Linked DNA regions of Homo sapiens: region 1 is linked to region 2. Evidence: read pairs that join two places in POLR2A ChIA-PET (ENCODE). Cell type or tissue: Panc1. All regions are shown on one strand.

Region 1 (2,500 bases), 130 kb after region 2:
CTGAAGCAGGAGGGAGGTTGCAGTGAGCTGAGATTGTGCCACTGCACTCCAGCCTGGGTGACAGAGACTCTGTCTCAAAAAAAAAAAAAAAAAAAAAAAAAAAAAGAATACTGGAGCAGGAGCCAGAAGGCCTGAGTTTGATTTGAGAGGGGTCTCTGACTCCTAATGGCTGGCAGACCTCGGGCCACTCGCCTGACTTCCCTGGGCCTCAGCTTCCTTCGCCTTAGAAGAGGCTAGGACTCACCTTTGGGGGTCTTCTGGCTTAGATGTTCTGTGGTCCCAAATGCTCCACAGGCTGCCCCCTGCCCTGTCTCCCACCTGCCCACTCCCTGCCCCATACTGAGCTGTGAGGTGAAGCCACCCCCCAGGCCTGTTCACCTTCTGACTGCCCACGTGGTCGGCTCTCCATCCTTCATGCACCTGCGGGTGAAAGGGAAGATTCCTTCCTCATACACTTCCAGCATCTGCCTCGTGCTGCGCACAGCTCTGGGCCAGATGACTTACAACCATCAGTCACCCATGCCAGCTTGGACCTGCCATCTGTGGCCCAGACTCAGAGAGAAGAGAACTTGATGCAGAGTTGGCCTCACCCACCCCCTGCCTCCAGAGGGGCTGCCTGGATTGGAGTGTGGGTTCCCATGGGCCTCAGACTTGGTTGGAGGCTCAGCAGAAGAAGGGGGGACAGGGAGACAGGTGGGGGTGGGAATGGAGGCTGGGAGGTGCAGAACGCTGTGGGAGTGGAATGCAGGCAGCAGGTGCCACCCCGCAGGATGGGGAGATGGGGCCTCATTCTTCTGTGAATGATAACGCCGGTGGACTGGGTGCTAGCTGAAGCCGAAAGTCAGCTCCCCAGAGACATGTCCATTCCTGGTAGGCAGCACCCCTTGGCTCCAACTCCCCTTGGGGCAGGGAGTGTGGGTGAGAGGGAGCTGGGGCCTGCCACACACCTCAGCGGCTTGCTCTCCTCTTTCACAGACTAGGAGGCGGCTCTGGGTTAGGGCCATGACAGCCCGGGCCGGGAACCAGCATTGGTGGAGCTGGTAACTTACTGTGTGCCGTGACGGGCGTGCGCACTGAGCACTTTCCCCATGTGACTGCAGTGAGTTCCAGCAGCACCCCATGAAGCAGGGGTGAGCTATCGCTCCCTGTCCAGATGAGGACATTGAGGCTGAGAAGTGAGTGGCTTGCCCAAAGCCGTGTGGCTTATAAAGGATGTGTGTGTGTGTGTGTGTGTGTGTGGCAGGGGCGTGGGGGCGGTGGGATTCCAATTCCTCTCTGTCTTTGTCCCAGGATGACGTGAGGGGATGTCCTTTAAGCTCTTGGGCACAGGTTTATGGAACAACTTGCTGTTTGTGTGTGGTTTTTTTTCTTTCTTTCTTTCTTTTTCTTTTCTTTTTTTTTTTTTTTGAGATGCAGTTTTGCTGTTGTCACCCAGGCTGGAGTGCAGTGGCGCGATCTCGGCTCACTGCAACCTCTGCCTCCCGAGTAGCTGGGATTATAGGCACGCACCACCATGCCCAGCTAATTTTTTTGTATTTTTAGTAGAGGTGCGGCTTCACCATGTTGGCAAGGCTGGTCTCGAACTCCTGACCTCGTGATCCACCTGCCTTGGCCTCCAAAAGTGATGGAATTACAGGCGTGAGTTTGTTTTTGAGATGGAGTCTCGCTCTGCCCCAAAGCTGAAGTGGAATGGTGCAATCTCAGCTCACTGCATCACTGCAACCTCCGCCTCCCGGGTTCAAGTGATTCTCGTGCCTCAGCCAGGATTACAGGCGTGCGTCACCATGCCCAGCTAATTTTTGTGTTTTTAGTAGAGACATAGTTTCACCATGTTGGCCAGGCTGGTCTTTTTTTTTTTTTTTTTTTTGAGACTGAGTCTCATTCTGTCGCCCAGGCTGGAGTGCAGTGGCGCGATCTCGACTCACTGCAAGCTCCGCCTCCCGGGTTCACGCCATTCTTCTGCCTCAGCCTCCCGAGTAGCTGGGACCACAGGCGCCTGCCATGACGCCTGGCTAATTTTTTGTATTTGTAGTGGAGACAGGGTTTCACCGTGTTAGCCAGGATGGTCTCAATCTCCTGACCTCGTGATCCGCCCGCCTTGGCCTCCCAAAGTGCTGGGATTACAGGCATGAGCCACCGTGCCCCGCCTCAAGGCTGGTCTTGAACTTCTGACCTCAAGTGATCCGCCCTCCTAGGCCTCCCAAAGTGCTGGGATTATAGGCATGAGCCACTGTGCCTGGCAGGTATTTTATTTTTATTGGTATACAATTTATAATGTATGTATTGGTGTACAGGTTATTTTACAAGTTCAAGTTAACAACATTTATTTGTCATAGGGCTGGGCGCCGTGGCTTATGTCTGTAATCTCAGTACCTAGCACTTTTTTTTTTTGGCAGAATCTTGCTCTGTCGCCCAGGCTAGAGTGCAGTGGCATGATCTCAGCTCACTGCAACCTCCACCTCCTGGGTTTAAGTGATTCTCATTCCTCAGCCTCCCAAGT
Region 2 (2,500 bases):
TCACAGTAAGACCCGTCTAGGCTGCAACGCACCTGAGCCCCGCACTGGGAATCGAGGGCCAGGGGGCCTCTAACCGGCTTTGGGCAAAATAAACTTCCCCGATCTGGACTGTTCTCCACTACGAAACGGGGTGTCTCGGAGATCAAGAGCCCGAGGTCTCCCAGATATTCTGAGACCCTCAAGGGAGTTCCGCCTGGGATTGCCCATCCGCGGAATGGGCAGGAGAGGGAGCGTCGGCCACTCCTGGGACCGCGCTTCCTGCAGGAGAAGCCACGCGGCCAAGGGCTGGGCGTGGCAGGGTTGTCCAAGTTTTCCCTCCCGAACCCCCAGCCGGAGGCGGCCCGCGCTGGAACCCCGGCCGCGGAGGCCCAGACTCTGCTGCCCGCCGCCCCCTGACCCGGTAGCCGAGCCCCAAGTGCTGCCCCGGGTCGCCCCCTCGGGTGTCCAGTCTGCGGCTCCGGCCTCAGTTTCCCTCTGTCCCGCGGCGCTGCCAAGAGTCGCAGCCATGCGGGCCCCCACTTCCCGCTGCCCCCTCCGCGTCCCGTCCTCACTCACCAGCGGCGAGGGCACGCTCCGGGAAGGGCACTGCCTGGCAGGAGTTAGCCAGGCCGCTGTCCCCGCATCCGCCCCGCCCCTCCCAGCCGCCAGGCCCCGCCCCTCTCAGTCGCCCGGCCCCGCCCCGCCCCGCCTGGCAGCCCGGGCACTGGGCCCACTCGCGTCCCCGCGGGACCGGGAGCTCACTCCTCAAAGCCACCTCTCCCGCGGGACGCGCTTCTGCCTCCCCCCGGCCGCGAGCAAGTCTCTCGGCTCCTCCTCCTCCCCATGGTGACCGGTGACGGCCGCCCGGCCAGACCCAACATCTAAAACGTTGCCGTGTGTCCAACGGCGTGTCGTTTGTCGTCTCTTCTAGCCTCACTTTTCCCATCTATAAAATGCAGCAACAAGACCGATCTCCGAGTGGGGAATTACCTCTCCTGAGGCCAAGGCCCTGAGCGTCCTGCTGCCCAGCAGCCTTGGCCCCATTTCCGGAGCACCCCAGTTCCTTGAGCTGTTGACGCAGGGCACGGAGGCAGCGCGCTGCACTCTTAGTCCTGGCCCAGCCACTTTCTGACTGGCTCTCTGGGCCTCCATCTCCTCATCTGTAAAATGGGCACAAAGTCGTGGGACTGATGAGGCCGCAACGCGGTGATGCAGGCAGGACACCCCTCAGATGCTCGGCGCTCAGTGAGGGGAGGCTGCCATCATCACAGCCCAGAGGTGGCCTCCAGCTGCCCAGGTCCACTCCCATGCAGGGTGTGTCCAGCCCCAGGCCCTTGGCACTATGGCTGTCTTGCTGCAGTTCAAGGCTGTCCCAGCTCCCTCCAGACAACTCAGCCTGGCAACGCCCCATCAGCCTGAACCAGCCACGTTGGCCCAAACTGATCCTGCAGGGTCCAAGGAGAACTGTGGCTACTTCTACCCAGACACAGAAGCCAGGAGCCTCCTTGGGGACCAGCCAGGCTGCAGTATGGCTTTCCTAGGACCTGGCATTTTTGCCTTTGTGAGCCTCTTCCTCTATTAAAAAACAAACATACATAAATCTATTTTTTACTGTGTTGGCCTGAAGACAAGGATAACCCAGGCTTGGTTCCATTCTTCATTCATCTTTTTCTTCTGGGTTTCTTTTTTTTTTTTTTTGAGACGGAGTTTCGCTCTTGTCTCCTAGGCTAGAGTACAATGGCACAATCTCGGCTCACTGCAACCTCTGCCTCCTGGGTTCAAGTGATTCTCTCCTCCCTCAGCCTCCCGGTAGCTGGGATTACAGGCGCCTGCCACCATGCCCGGCTAATTTTTGTATTTTTAGTAGAGATGGGGTTTCACCATGTTGGCCAGGCTAGTCTCGAACTCCTGACCTGAAGTGATCCACTGCCTCGGCCTCCTAAAGTGCTAGGATTACAGGCGTGAGCCACCGCACCTGGCAGCTTTGTTTTTTTTTTTTTTTTTCTTTTTTAAAATTCCTTCTGGCCAGGCACGGTGGCTCATGCCTGTAATCCCAGCACTTTGGGAGGCCGAGGTGGGTGGATCACTAGGTCAGGAGTTCGAGACCAGCCTGGCCAACATGGTGAAACCCCATCTCTACTAAAAATACAAAAATTAGCTGGGCATGGTGGTGTGTGCCTGTAATCCCAGCTACTTGGAAGGCTAAGGCAGGAGAATCTCTTGAACCCAGGAGGCAGAGGTTGCAGTGAGCTGAGACGGTGCCACTGCACTCCAGCTTGGTGACAGAGCGAGACTCCGTCTCAAAAAAAAAAAAAAAAAATCCCTTCTTAGCCGGGCGTGGTGGCTCACACCTGTAATCCCAGCACTTTGTGAGGCCGAGGCCGGTGGATCACCTGAGGTCAGCAGTTCGCCACCAGCCTAACCAACATGGTGAAACCCAGTCTCTACTAAAAATACAAAAATTAGCTGGGCATGGTGGCAGGCGCCTGTAATCCCAGCTACTCAGGAGGCTGACACAGGA

What was found. Peaks named below come from ENCODE experiments on the same cell type or tissue, not always from the same donor. Only the 100,000 strongest peaks of a DNase experiment are listed, where the experiment ranks them.
Region 1: POLR2A ChIA-PET joins it to region 2 with 5 read pairs; 6 of 35 experiments call an interaction of 5 or more read pairs at or near these places.

What each region holds. Positions count from the first base shown.
Region 1 is chr22:43,021,691-43,024,190 of GRCh38, reverse strand. No RefSeq gene overlaps it. Among named protein-coding and RNA genes, the nearest start is that of PACSIN2, 7.8 kb to the right of the region's middle. In Panc1, no CTCF peak of the experiment used is centred here; no DNase peak of the experiment used is centred here.
Region 2 is chr22:43,149,660-43,152,159 of GRCh38, reverse strand. It overlaps TSPO (translocator protein), which reads right to left and starts at 601. Exons shown (of 4, transcript NM_000714.6): 1 at 556-601. RefSeq lists an enhancer at 1-8 and a silencer at 630-849. In Panc1, no CTCF peak of the experiment used is centred here; no DNase peak of the experiment used is centred here; H3K4me3 peaks cover 1,182 bases; H3K27ac peaks cover 476 bases.